Regions from separate parts of the Homo sapiens genome. Here region 1 is linked to region 2. Evidence: chromatin contacts called from ENCODE Hi-C or POLR2A ChIA-PET data. All regions are on one chromosome and are shown on one strand. The core of a region is the stretch at or near the end of the contact, and the rest is flanking DNA. Distances in the headings are between cores, read along the strand shown.

Region 1 (6,036 bases), core at 1,472-3,971, 570 kb before region 2:
CCCATTAATCCGTGAATGGATTAATCCATTTATGAGGACAGAGCCTTCATGATCCAATCACCTCTTAAAGTTACCACCTGTCAATACTGCCAGATTGGAGATTAAGTTCCAACATGCGTTTTGGAGGGGTCATTCAAACCATAGCATAGAGTAATGATGGTAAGTTGTTTCAGGCATAAAATTTGAAATAAATTATGAGGCTCCATGATATGCTATATTGGTTTTACCTTCAGAAGAATATTTAGTTTCACTCAGGTTTTTCAAAGCTACGCTGTCCCCCAAAAAACGAAACAAAACAAAAAAACAACCTTTTTAAGAGTTGATGGCTACTCATTTGATCTGCCTCCTCTGCTGAATCAATTAGGAATTTTTTTTTTTTTTGCCTGCAAATAACAGAAAACTGACTAACAGTGTAAGAAATAAAGTGATTACAAATAGGGATTTTTCCTCCCACACACACTACAATATTTCTGGATATAAGGTCATTATGGGTATTAGTTTAGTGACTCAAATAATATCACTGCTCAGGGTCAGTTTGTCTGTGATTCTCTATGCCTTTCTCTCATAGTCTTAAACTGCAGGTATCACATTGGCAGACTGGAGGGAGGAGTGAGGGCAGCCCTGGTGTTCCTCTTATCAGAAAAGCTGAAAGTGTCCCAAAAGCACACCCCTCTCCTATCAGATGTCCATCTTATTGGCCGGAACTATGCTGCACCTCCATTCCAAGAACAAGAGACACTGAAGAAAAAAATGTATTGCTTTAGCTTCTAAAAAGGAGACGGCCAAGGGATAAGACAGTTGAGAAGGGTGTGGCATGACAGAGTGTCTGCTGCTCTCTTGGTTTTAGAAGGAACTCCTGTTATTCCAGTGTCACCTGAGTACAGACTGGGTCTCATGGGGCCACTCCAGATTCAGACATTCTTCTTTTTTCTTCTGCTCTACCACCATCCTTCTAGAGTCTGCCAGTTTGCTTCCCCCCACCCCATCCCCCAACACCACACAGAGTGACTCCACTCCCACACACACAGGCATTCACACAGTCCAACCTTCATTTTTAGGAAGTCCTGGAACTGACTGGCCTTTAGGAAGGTGGCACAGGTGTTCCGAGGATTATAAAATGTTTTATTGAATAAGTTTTCTCTGTGGATGTCCAGGAACCTTTCCTCCCAGCCTGTTTGAAAGAATAATGATTAAATTAGAACAGGACATACTGATGTTTAAAAAAAAAAAAAAAATCACAAGTCAGTATCTTGAAAGTATATCCCAAGGCTTTTTTTAAGGTAACCTTTATACTGAACCATAAAAAGATTAAAGACACCTTCCTCTAGAATCAGGCCCTGTCATTCACATTGAGATTGTTCAGAAAAAGAAGAGTTGACACCTTTACTGAAAGGAGTCAAGGTCTTGCAAGCAGGAAACTGGTTTTATGACAATTCCCTGCCTTGCTAGGTAAGCTGGTCCACATCGAGATGACTCTCTCCTTGACTTCTGACTTACTTTGTGTTTGTTGGAGGAATCCTATGAGTCATATTTAGCCTTTCCAGCCTGATTGAGTTTGAAGGAGCCACTGGATTATTGCATACAATGGATTTTGCAAAGAGTTTTCTCCAGCATACCCACAGGAGAAAGGCAAGTCGGTTCATAAATGGAAATTCTAGACAAACAACTAAGCTAAAGACACCTCTCTGTATAAATGCTTCCAGATGGAGACAAGTTTTTCACTTCACTCTCCACAGTTTTCACTTTAAAGGGTTATTGAGATGGAAGCATTGGAGCGAAGCACATTAGAATCACTTGCCCCACCTTGCCTTCTGAGGAAGAATGACTTACGGTTGCAAGGGGAAAATGCTGGCTAAAAAATAAATCTTGGTCTGTTCCCCATAGTCTATCAACACATGCTTTTCAGAAGAAGAAAAAGAAAAAAAACATCTGGAAAGAATAGGACTGAGTTGGTAGAACATCTTGAAGGGGGCTGGCCTTCACTTAGAAAATTGAAAAGACATGCAGATAAGCCATTAGGAAGAAGAGTCTGTGGTTGTTAAGCAGAGTTACCTAAAGAAGGAACTTCAAGATACAAGTTTAAAGCAACACTCTGTAATTATTTGTATTATAGTATAAGGTTGTTAAGTTTGTCTTCACCCTTTGAAAGAGTTCTGAACAGAGTTAGTGTTTTCGTAAAAAATCTCAGGGCCTACAAAAAATGCCATTTGGCCTCCACAATAAGTTGCTCCCACCCAGAAAGTCCTCTCCCTTCTACAGCTTCCTGTATAAAAGGCTGGGATACCAACATCTGCCTGAAGCAAAAACACATGTATTTTAACCAAATAAATAAAAAGGAACAAAAGTCTGAGTACATCATGCTGCTCATAGTCTTACTGGCTGACTCCCATTGGCTCTCTCACTGTTGTTATAATTTCGTTTATGCCCTAGGCAGATGGGCCTCTCTGCTCATAGGTGATTTAGAATCTGCTGATAGTGGCTGGAATGAAGCATGGAGGATCTGGCAACTTCTAAGCACACTGGCTTAGACCACTGTATTCTTGGGCTTTGATGTTTACTCCATATATGATTCCCATCAATGGTGATACCTGGGCCATTGTCCAGTGGGTGAATGTGATTTTCTTCTTTGGAGAAGCCCATTGCAAATCACAGCTAATAGGGACCCTAATGAGGACGTTCACCTCCCAGCTCCTCTGTGCCAGGGCAGTGGATAACAACAGGATGTGGGTTTTAAACACATGTAAGCTTCTTCAAGCTGCCTCTTTCAGTTTCATTCTTTTTTTAAGGCACTAGAAAATATAATCCACATACTTGAAACAAACATTTTTTCTTGCTGCTAATGTTTTTTGTCGTAGTTTTCTCCCATGTCAGGAGTGGATTCCACTCTGATTAGTACCAAGATATATTAATTGGTACAATATGTAAATGAAAACATGGGATATTTACAAGGTAGGCAGAAGATGATATATGCTTATAAGTTTCACTTTCAGTAAATATGAAAATGTATTTTATTCATCCTCCATGGTTGTTGTTAAAGCCACTCTGCTATACCTTGGACTTAGCAAATGATTTTGATGAATAGGACCAAAAGATGTCAAGAGCCACAAACCTATCACGGTAAAAATTAAAGGCATTTAGTTCCAAATTAATTTATTTAAAAAGAAGTTGTAATATTTGAACAGGCCATAAAATTAGGATCAAGTAAGCAAATCTGTAGGCATTTTATCAGAGACAGGAGCAATGAGAGACTGCAGGAAATAGAAGGGAATCAGACTTTTATTCTTTATAAAGTTGTTATTCCAGTCCTCACCATCCCCTTTGCTCCTCTTCCCAATTCATTATTTTCCTTTCTGTTACTAGTAAGTCCTTCTCGTCTCTCCTCTTCTTCCCATCACCCCCAGGATACACAGTAAAGAGAGAATACCAGAAATGGGCAGCACTGGTGAGCAAAGAAATATTATAGAGGTTTTTTTTTCATTCCAAGTTTTAAGTTGTCCTTGTGCATGAAATATGCACATGATAAAAAGGGGGTTGCCATCAATGCATATTGTCTTGAAAAGCCAAGGGCTCTTTTTCGGTTTTTCTCTATAATGAAGACTGTTAGACTGTGGACTCTATAATTATGCTCACTGAACAAATACCTTGAAAGGGAAGTAATTCCAAGTCATGTATCAAAGATTCAATTTGACATGTATTTACTAAATGCCTAACATGCCTATGCATTTTGTTTATTCATTTATAGTAACAAGATATAGTGAGTTCATATTCTGTGCCAGCACTGTGCTCAGTATTGAAAAATTGGAGTCACAAGATTCCCACTTTCAAGAACTTACAGTCCAATGGAGGAGAAAGAAGTATGAAAGGATCAATTGCAGGGTGACAAGAGAGTGTTCCAATAGTGCAGATCCAGAGCTGTGATTTTAAAAAGATGATGCAAACCAGTTATCTCTTGCTTCATGGAGTGGATGGGCTACAGGAAATTTGACAATAAAACAAAGCTTAAATAAATTGCAACATTTGTCTACAACTCTACTGTAAAATTGGAAATGCTTTTCCACAGAAAAACCTCTCAAAATGCTGAATGCAAAAGTTGGGATCACAGAAACATTGTGCCTATTTTTGGTCTGCTGGAAACTGTATTTTTACAAGGTAATCCCTGTTTTCAATATAGTTCCTGTCTTGCCACTGGCGGTTTTCTTGTAGCATTTTTCTAGTTCTGAGATTGCTACTACCCAAAGTATTCATTTCTTTCTTACTGGGGTGTCCTCTGTCTTCACAGCCTGCTTCTGGATTGTAGGTTTTTTCCTTTCTTTCTGTTGAGATATTTATGGCATTTGATAGAGTCAAACCAGATGTATTGCAGCCGGACATACTTATGTGGCTTCAGATGTGTAAAATAAGTAACTTCCTATCTTTGTCTGTCTAGCTCAAGAGTTGACTGTGGACGAGGAATGCCTGTATTGATTCATTAATGTAATAACTATTTACTGACTGCCTACCATGTACAACCAGAAACACAGTTCCTAACCTCATGAACTTACCATGTAACATGGGAAGACAAGCACTAAGTTCTTATTTGTTTGTAATTGTGATAAGGCTCAGAGAACAAATACAGATTCCTATGAACCCATGTATAGGGGGAAATATTTAGGTTCCATTTAATACTGACATGGCTAAGTATCTCAGTATTTAAGCTGAGATCTGAAGGATAATTAGAAGATTCCTCAGGCAGAGGGAAGAGCAAAGGCTGTGTGTGGGGCAGGAAGAAATGTGGTCGTTTGAGGAACTTCGAGATCAGCGTGGCCACTGATGTGCTGCAGTGTAGCAAAGAGAGCAAAAGAAAGAGAGAAACAGGGAGGAATGGAATTCAGCTCACGGGCTCTGGAATCAGAGTTTCAAGTTGGAATCCTGACTTCCTAGCTGTATCGGTTAAGAATTTTTTTTTGTGGCATCCAAAGAACAGAAAGCCTACCTTACTGAGGTTCATATAAAAAGGGGAAATTGGCCAGGTGCGGTGGGTCACACCTGTAATCCCACTACTTTGGGAGGCCGAGGCGGGTGGATCACCTGAGGTCAGGAGTTCGAGACCAGCCTGGCCACAGTGGTGAAACCCCGTCTCTACTAAAAATACAGAAATTAGCTGGGTGTGGTGGCGGGCGCTTGTAATCCCAGCTACTCGGGAAGCTGAGGGAGGAGAATCGCTTGAACCCGGGAGGCAGAGGTTGCAGTAAGCCAAGATCGCGCCATTGCACTTCAGCCTGGGCAACAAGAGCAAAACTCTGTCTCAAAAAAAAAAAAAAAAAAAAAAAAAGGCGGTGGGGGGAAATTATCTCCACAAAACAAAAAGTCCGACAATAAGCAATAAGCTGTCCAGGGCTGATACAGGGCATGATGAGGTCATCACAGATCCAGGTTCTTTCTGTCTTCTGCTCTGCATTCGTAGCCTGTGGCTTTGTCATTCCCTCATCTGGAAATGGCGGCTGCAGCCCCAGGCACAATGGCCCGTTGAGGAAGAAGGGGGACGATGTGCAGTGTCAGGTTATTTTATCAGGAAAGTTCAAAGCTTCTCAGAAATCTTCTGTTGGAATTCTACCTGGGTGTCATAGGCCAGAACACAACCCAAATAACCAGGAAAAATGTGAAAGTGAGAAAATAGATCGTCCACCCCTAACAATGGAGGCAGCAAGTGAGAGGGGATTGGGAATGTGTGTTGATTTCCTCAACAGTGTTTGACATAACCACTTTCTAGCTTTATAATCTTAGGCAAGTAACTCAACTTCCCAGTTCCTCTTCTGTAAAATGGGGATAACACCTGAAAAGGTTGTTACAAGATTCACTGAAATAGTTTCTATGCTCAGTCAGTAATCAGCATTCAATCAATATGAGCTCTAACATGATGCTTGACAGTTATGCAACGAACAGTTCATGAAGAGCTTTGTAAGCCATATTGATAATTTTGTCTTTATCCTTAGCACAGTGAGAAGGTATTAAAGGATTTTATGCAGGGAAGTGACATGATCATATTTGTGTTTTCAA
Region 2 (6,686 bases), core at 1,184-3,683:
GATGAAGAAGAGGTGAAGACTGGTGAAAGAGTCAGTAGGTCAGACTGTTGTTGGAAACAATCCTTCTTAAGAACTCTGTGGATGTCATCTAGCTTGTCTTAGAATGCAAGTTATCTTCTCACTTAAGAATACTTGCAACTTCATTCTGTTTGGTGTAGGTGCCTATTCTGTTTGCATTTAAGAAGACCCTGGTAACAAAGGAAGAGAGCTTATAAAGACCCCATTTAGAGGGAAATCAGATGGAGACTAAGTACTTTAATGGAGAATTAATACTAAGATAGGATCAGTTAAACTCCAGATTTCAAACACAGTCTTTCCCGGTTTCCCATTACGCAATCTTGCCCAGCTTCCCATTCCAGTTTCCCAATGCGAAACTGGGAAAGACTGTGTTTGAAATCTGGGGTTGGGCTTTGCAAGGGGTGTGCCCTCAGGGGTCTTATGAGATACTCTACATATCTTCAGCTATGAACCCCTTCTTTGACCTCTTGTACAGTCAGCTTCTTGACATCTCTGTTTAGATGATGAATAGGAATCTCCAAGTCAACATTTCCAATACTTCACTTGATTTCCCATCCCTCTCCCAAATCTATTCTCTCCTAGTCTTCCTGAATTCAGAAAATGTCACTAGCATAACAATCCAGTCCCATTTTTTTTCGTGCAATTTATGAGCACATGCTGGCTGTTCTATCATGAAAGACATTTACTTCCTCCCATCTTCGTGGACTACCTAGTCCAGGCATTGTAATTTCTCACCTGAACTACTGCAGTTGCCCCTAACTGGTCTTTCTGCTCCATTTTTGCCAATATGTAATCAGCTCTCTAAACAGCAGCCTCAAAATTCTTTAATGTCTTTTCACTGCAGTTGGGATAAAATTAAAATTCTCTACCACAGGTGCTGGGCCCTAATAGCATCTCTGACCTCATCAACTGTTTTCTCTTCCCTTATCCCTTTCCAGCTGCATCTGCCTCCTTTCCATTCCTCATCCCCACCAATTTTGTTCTCATCTTAAGGCTCTTCTGGGACTCTTCCTCCAAATCCTGTCATTGCTGTCTCATTAACATTCTAATCTCAGCTCAAATGTTTCCTCCTCAGAAAGCTGTCCCTGACCACCCAATCTAAAGAAATCTTTCACCTGACTCACTCTATGCTATGCCACCCTTTTAAATTTTTCTTCATGAGTGTTTTCACTATCTAGAATAATCATTTTTATTTGTATGTTTTTCATTATATCTCTCTCATTAAAGTAAAAACTCTAAGGACAAAATGTTGCATCTATCTCATTTCTGTATTCTCAGAATGTAGAACAGTGTCTGGTACAAAGTAGATGCTCAATAAATGTGTTGACTGCATAAGTGAATCCTTTCCAAACAGGTTGGTTGAAAATTGCTGGTGGATAAGCAGATGGCAAGCAGGGAGCCCTATTCTGAGAGTGGATTTCTGCTCTTGTGAAAAGATGAAACAAGAACACATTATTCAACGAATTAACAAAAACAGTTCTGGACTCTTCCGGTTACAGGGCAAGTGTTTTTGAAGGTGAAAACAATGTGGTCTTGATCTCTTTTCCTGGCTTTGCAAAGAACAAGGAAGATGAAATCAGTGATTTCAAAATGAGTCACTGGAAACAAGTGTTTTTCAAAGAACACACCTTGAAGTTTAAACCAGGTGACGATGAGGGAGGAAGAAAAACATGATGGTATTTTAGACCTCGTAAACTTTTCAGCAGTTCAGAGGAGGTTTGTCAATTCAAATATGTACATGAAACCATGGGCTATCGTACCCTCAAGGAATGAGTGATTCTGGGTATCTGTGGATGGCTGTTTTCCTGATAACTGATGGTTAACTTGTAATTGCTGTAACTGATTTTTTTTAATGGAAAACATTCTAAAAATTTTCCCTTGATTAAGGGAGGCAGTGGAATAAACATGGGCTGCAGGGCAGGATAGACGTAGGCTATGTCCAAGTTCTGCAACTAAAAAATTCTATGACGTTGGCACTTACCCACACTGAGATACAGGTTCTTTATCTGAAAGATGGGACTAATGATAGCTCATTGAAGGGTTGTGTGGATGACATAAAACAGTGATTGTAAAAATGTCACTATACTAAATAGAAATTTCAGACATGGTAAATATTATTGAAGCTACTAGAAAAATATGCGCTTTAAAGATATTGATCAACATATATCCTTTTCTAATGCCTCATTGTCAATATTATGAACAGATAAAATCTGTAACGTCTTGTTAAAATAGCTATAGATCCATGTGATGTAAAATATGAGCTCAAATATGTGTCAGTACCACTAGCAACATTAAAATTGTGCTTTTCTGGAAACACCTCTGATGTCAGATTGTTTCTACCCATTTGCCTTTCTGTCATGACAGTTAAGTGAGATGTGGTGAAATTCATGACTTCCAGGTCAGCTTTACATGGCCACTTTCATGCAAAATCAATTAGTCAACTAAAGACTGTCTTTCAGAAGTAGATTTGTGATCCTCCAAAAAGCCTCTCTTGTCTGTGTTGATGCACTCCTTGGCAGGATGTAAGGTAGTGTTTTCTAGGTTTCTTCCATGGACCCAGTGGAAAAGGATTCTGTGATAAAATACTTTTGGGAGTTAGATTGTCAATGCACGGTGACAACTTCAAGACTCTGAAATGTCATAAAGCAAGACAAAATATTTAATTTGGAACTAATATTTCTTAAACAATTAGAGTACAATTTTTCTTTAACATAACACCTGTTCACAGGAAATTCACTTGCTACAGAACACATTTGAAGTAACACTGCTGTAAGAAAATGTTATGTTTCTTAAGAAAATAAAACCAAGAACTTTAAGGTCGTCCTTGGAAGGAGAGGCTCTTGTAGAGAAGGAAGAGACATCATTCTGACCCTGAAGTTTTATCACTTTCCAAGGTAGGAAAATGCCATATCGTATAGGGCATTGCATACTATACATTCCCTGGGGAGCATTTTGAAAATGTGGGGGCACTTTTGTCTTCTAGCATGATCATACTTGAGCATTTACTTATGAAAGACCATTATCATCAACTATTTTCCTTTTATTTTTTCTTTTATAATATAGTTTAATACTTATATTGATTTCTTCTTATGTGCAGATAGGTTATATTATTTTTGAATTTTATTTTAGTATAGCAAAGGGATGATCACAAAATATTCGTTCTAAGAAGGTGTTGTTCGTGTAGCAGGGGTGGGAATTACTCATTTAGGGGTTTCTTGCTTATTTCTACTGTCACCCTCACACAGGTATGCCAGTGTCAGGAGGCTCTTGTCCTTCTTTTAATTTTGTCCCTGGCAAAACAAAACAAAATTTTGCTAACTGCTCAAGGAGAAAAGCAGGGAAATAAATATGGAGAGTTGGAAGAAATCACAGTAGGAAGAATCTAAACAGTTTGGCCCACAAGATGTGACTTTCTGCAGCATCTTACAGAATCTGTCCCAGCCCCTGTGTGTCCCAGAGATAAAGAAATGATTTATTTGAATCTCCAACTTTCTAGTACTTGGCTTATTTCCATGAGTTGATTATTAATTTTTGAATGTATCATCCAAGAAACACTTTCTTAGAAATTGACATCCTCCAAAGCTCAGGTCAGGAACATGAGACAGTTTTACTTTTCCCCTTGTATTTATTAGAATTGGGTTCAGTGTCTTGTGGAAGAAAACCCAAATATGGCAGCTTAAATCAGAACTTTTTGTTGTCTCATGTAAAAACTGGAGATCAGCATCCAAGAGGGATATGAACAAGTTTCCTCCAGTTTTCTTCTCTGCCATCCCTTGGGGGTGTTGTATATGGTCCAAGATGCTTGTTGAAGCTCCGGTTATTATCCATATCAGTTAAGAGAAAGAAGAAAAGAAAGGAGAAAATCATGCCTTTTCCCTTTTTAAACACTGTTCCAAAGTTGTACACACTACTTCTTTGGCCAGAACTTGGTTGTAAGGTTGCACATATCTGCAAAGACGACTAGGAAATGTAATCATCATTCCAGGAACCCACAAGCCCAGCTGAGATTAGTGGGTTCCATAATAGTTGGGATAAAATTTCACCCCCATTTTCCAAAGTAGCCTCATTTATTCTGGATTCCATATTTCCAGATTTGCCTGTTACTTATATAACTGACTTTAGAATTGACTTCAGATACTTCGGGTGTCCCTTTTATAGGTGCAATAGTTACGCAATAACTTATTTTAATATAATAGGAGCATTTATATGATAGAAAATGTTTCTGTACTTTAATGGTGTATGAGATGTATTCTCATGTGAGTACAACTTACTCTTCCTCTGATTTCTCCACCACCGACAGTGAAAACATCTTCAAAATACTCATCTTCTACTTGCAGTTTTTCTTATGAGATGTGAATTAATAATTCTTTTTCCAACTATATTTAGCCTTTTGATGCCAAACCTTGGTATGAAACATCAGAATTAGCCCTGATAAAAATGTACATGATTCAGTCAGCTTCAATTATTCATAAAACATTATAATTTTCCATTGAGCATTGAACCAGAAATGGGATAATTATGATGTTATATGGCTGAACACATAAAAAAAGTAGTGTACATTTTTCAGTTTATGGAAGATGCATCTTTACTATATGTCTGCATGCTCAGATAAATTGTTGTAGCTTCCTCTTCTGAGCATCAGTGTCACAGAGAGTAGATAAGCAATATTGTCTGGATGGACTTGGATTTGTCAGTGTTCCCTGGCTTCTCAATGTAAACTTTATATCCTCAAGTTCTCCAACCTTTAAGGCCACACTTACTCTGAATAATAATACTAATGATAATAATAATAATAATAATAATAACAATATGGGCATCCTTTCCACATGTACAGAAAATGTAGTATCTTCTCATAACCTATCCCCACATATTCCTGAGAATCCCCAAGGAACACTCACGTGCCCCACAAATCTATCCTGGTTTTGGCTTCTCCCTTCAGCTTGTTATTTTGTCCCAGATGACTTATCTGTGCCTGGGCACCTCTTGCTGTTTTGTAACCAACTTCTCATGGCTTCTGCTGATTTCCTTGCACTGATTTCTCTCATCGCAGAAACAGGCCCCTCTCTTAATTCCCAGAAAGCATTGCCTGGGCTGGAATAGTTAACTAAAGTGGCCAATGACTTGGGAAATACAAAGAAAAGACAGAAAGGAAAAGCTTACTCTTTTCCACCATGTATTGCTACTCCTGGAGCCCCTAGCCCCTAGCTTATTGCCCCCACAGAAGGAAATGCCCTCCCCTCACTTTCTCAACAGGCCTTTGGGAGGTCTTTCTTTCTCAAAACAGTGACTGCTCATACTCCCCTCTGCCCTGCCCCTCCCCAAGGGCAACAAACAAGCAAAAATACAGCATTCCAGTTCTAGATAGAGCAACTGGGTACATATAATATGTTTTCTCTTTTAAGATTTTCAAATACATTTTAGATTTGTACACTTTGGCTTCCATTTAAAAAATGCAGTTAAAGTCAAGGAGTGGCTTCACTGAGATGCCAAGCTTTTTTGTTTTTCTCCAATACGGTGCCAGCAAAGTTACTGTTATGGCTCAGTTTTGTCATTTAGTTTTGCCTTGATGCAGTGAACAGGGAACACCCCCACAGACTGCTAAGCTGTGTACCAGGTGTTGTGCCTTTGATGAGGCCCAGGAATGTTTCAAGGAGTGTGCGGTATAGGGCAGGTGACTGTTGGCTTCTCCTATTTTCCCACCACATGTGGGCACACATCTGCTGTGTCCTGCTGGCACTCTCCTTGGGCTCCCATTGCCTTGGCCTCATTTCTTAGCTCTTTTCCCCTGGCAAGCCTCTTCCACAGTGTGGGGGTGTCTGCTGCTCACCAAGCTGGTATCACATCTAAACTCCATCTTTACCACTGCCTCCACATTTACTCATATTTGTCATTCTCTCTCTCTCTTTTTTTCCTAATTTCCTAATTAGCCGCTCACATTTCCTGTTATTTTACTCATGTTTCTTGGATAATGAGATGTATAGGTATTGCCATCCAATGAGAGTTTTTATTCCATTTCATAGCCATGGGATGACTTAGATCCTCAGCATTTCTGACTCTTTCATTTGATGTGGGCTGTTTTCAGAAATTGCTTCTCTACCACTGAGAGATTTTTGCTTTGTTTCATTCAAATATTTCAGCCATTTTTTGAACCTGGAGCTGTTCCAGAAGTCTAATGGATTCAGAAGGCTCCACTTAGGCAGAGTTTTTCTGTTTATCAATTATTATAATGGTGCTTGGTATTCAACATGTGCTGTGTATCAGAATGTACAGACCTGAATTAGAGGTGATGTTTTCCAGGAAGGTCCAATTCAATCATGAGAAAGAGTATGTCTTTGGGTTGTTAATTCTGCAGAAGAATGCATTTCTGTTCCTCCATTATAAATTGGGCAAGGGTGGGTTCTCAATTGGTTAAAAGTGATTGAGGGTTTAAAGCTAGCGTGAAGAAAATATAAAATTGTTCTGAAACATTCTGGATATAAAAGGTGAAAACAATGAGGATTGTCAAAAAACTGGCATCAGTTGGGGTTTTTTTATTGTAAATAACAAAAATCCAAGTAAAACTGACTGAAGGAAATAGGAGATTATTTGGTTCCTGCAAGTAGAAAGAATGGGGTGCGGCTGGCCTCACTTTCAGCTGGGTGCCAGGTTTCTCTCTGCATCTCTCCTGT

Evidence for each region. Hi-C counts contacts between places; a loop is a spot of excess contacts on that map. ChIA-PET counts read pairs that join two places held with the same protein, here RNA polymerase II (POLR2A). Pooled maps may share reads with other maps.
Region 1: a loop to region 2 is called in a map of naive thymus-derived CD4-positive, alpha-beta T cell, with 2.1 times the contacts of the local background. The contact joins two enhancer-like sites. A Hi-C loop is called at or near these places in 1 of 168 maps with a recorded cell type or tissue (naive thymus-derived CD4-positive, alpha-beta T cell) and 5 of 50 pooled maps. POLR2A ChIA-PET finds 5 or more read pairs at or near these places in 1 of 52 experiments (Caco-2).

The regions. Positions count from the first base shown.
Region 1 is chr11:96,255,141-96,261,176 of GRCh38, reverse strand. The region is part of intron 1 of MAML2 (mastermind like transcriptional coactivator 2); the gene reads left to right. Among named protein-coding and RNA genes, the nearest start is that of MIR1260B, 83 kb to the left of the region's middle. RefSeq lists enhancers at 2,332-2,381, 2,422-2,511. Within about 2 kb of position 2,721, at least 15 of the 41 ENCODE cell types and tissues checked have a DNase peak (open chromatin) inside an H3K27ac peak, as active enhancers do.
Region 2 is chr11:95,683,963-95,690,648 of GRCh38, reverse strand. No RefSeq gene overlaps it. Among named protein-coding and RNA genes, the nearest start is that of FAM76B, 100 kb to the left of the region's middle. Within about 2 kb of position 2,433, at least 2 of the 41 ENCODE cell types and tissues checked have a DNase peak (open chromatin) inside an H3K27ac peak, as active enhancers do.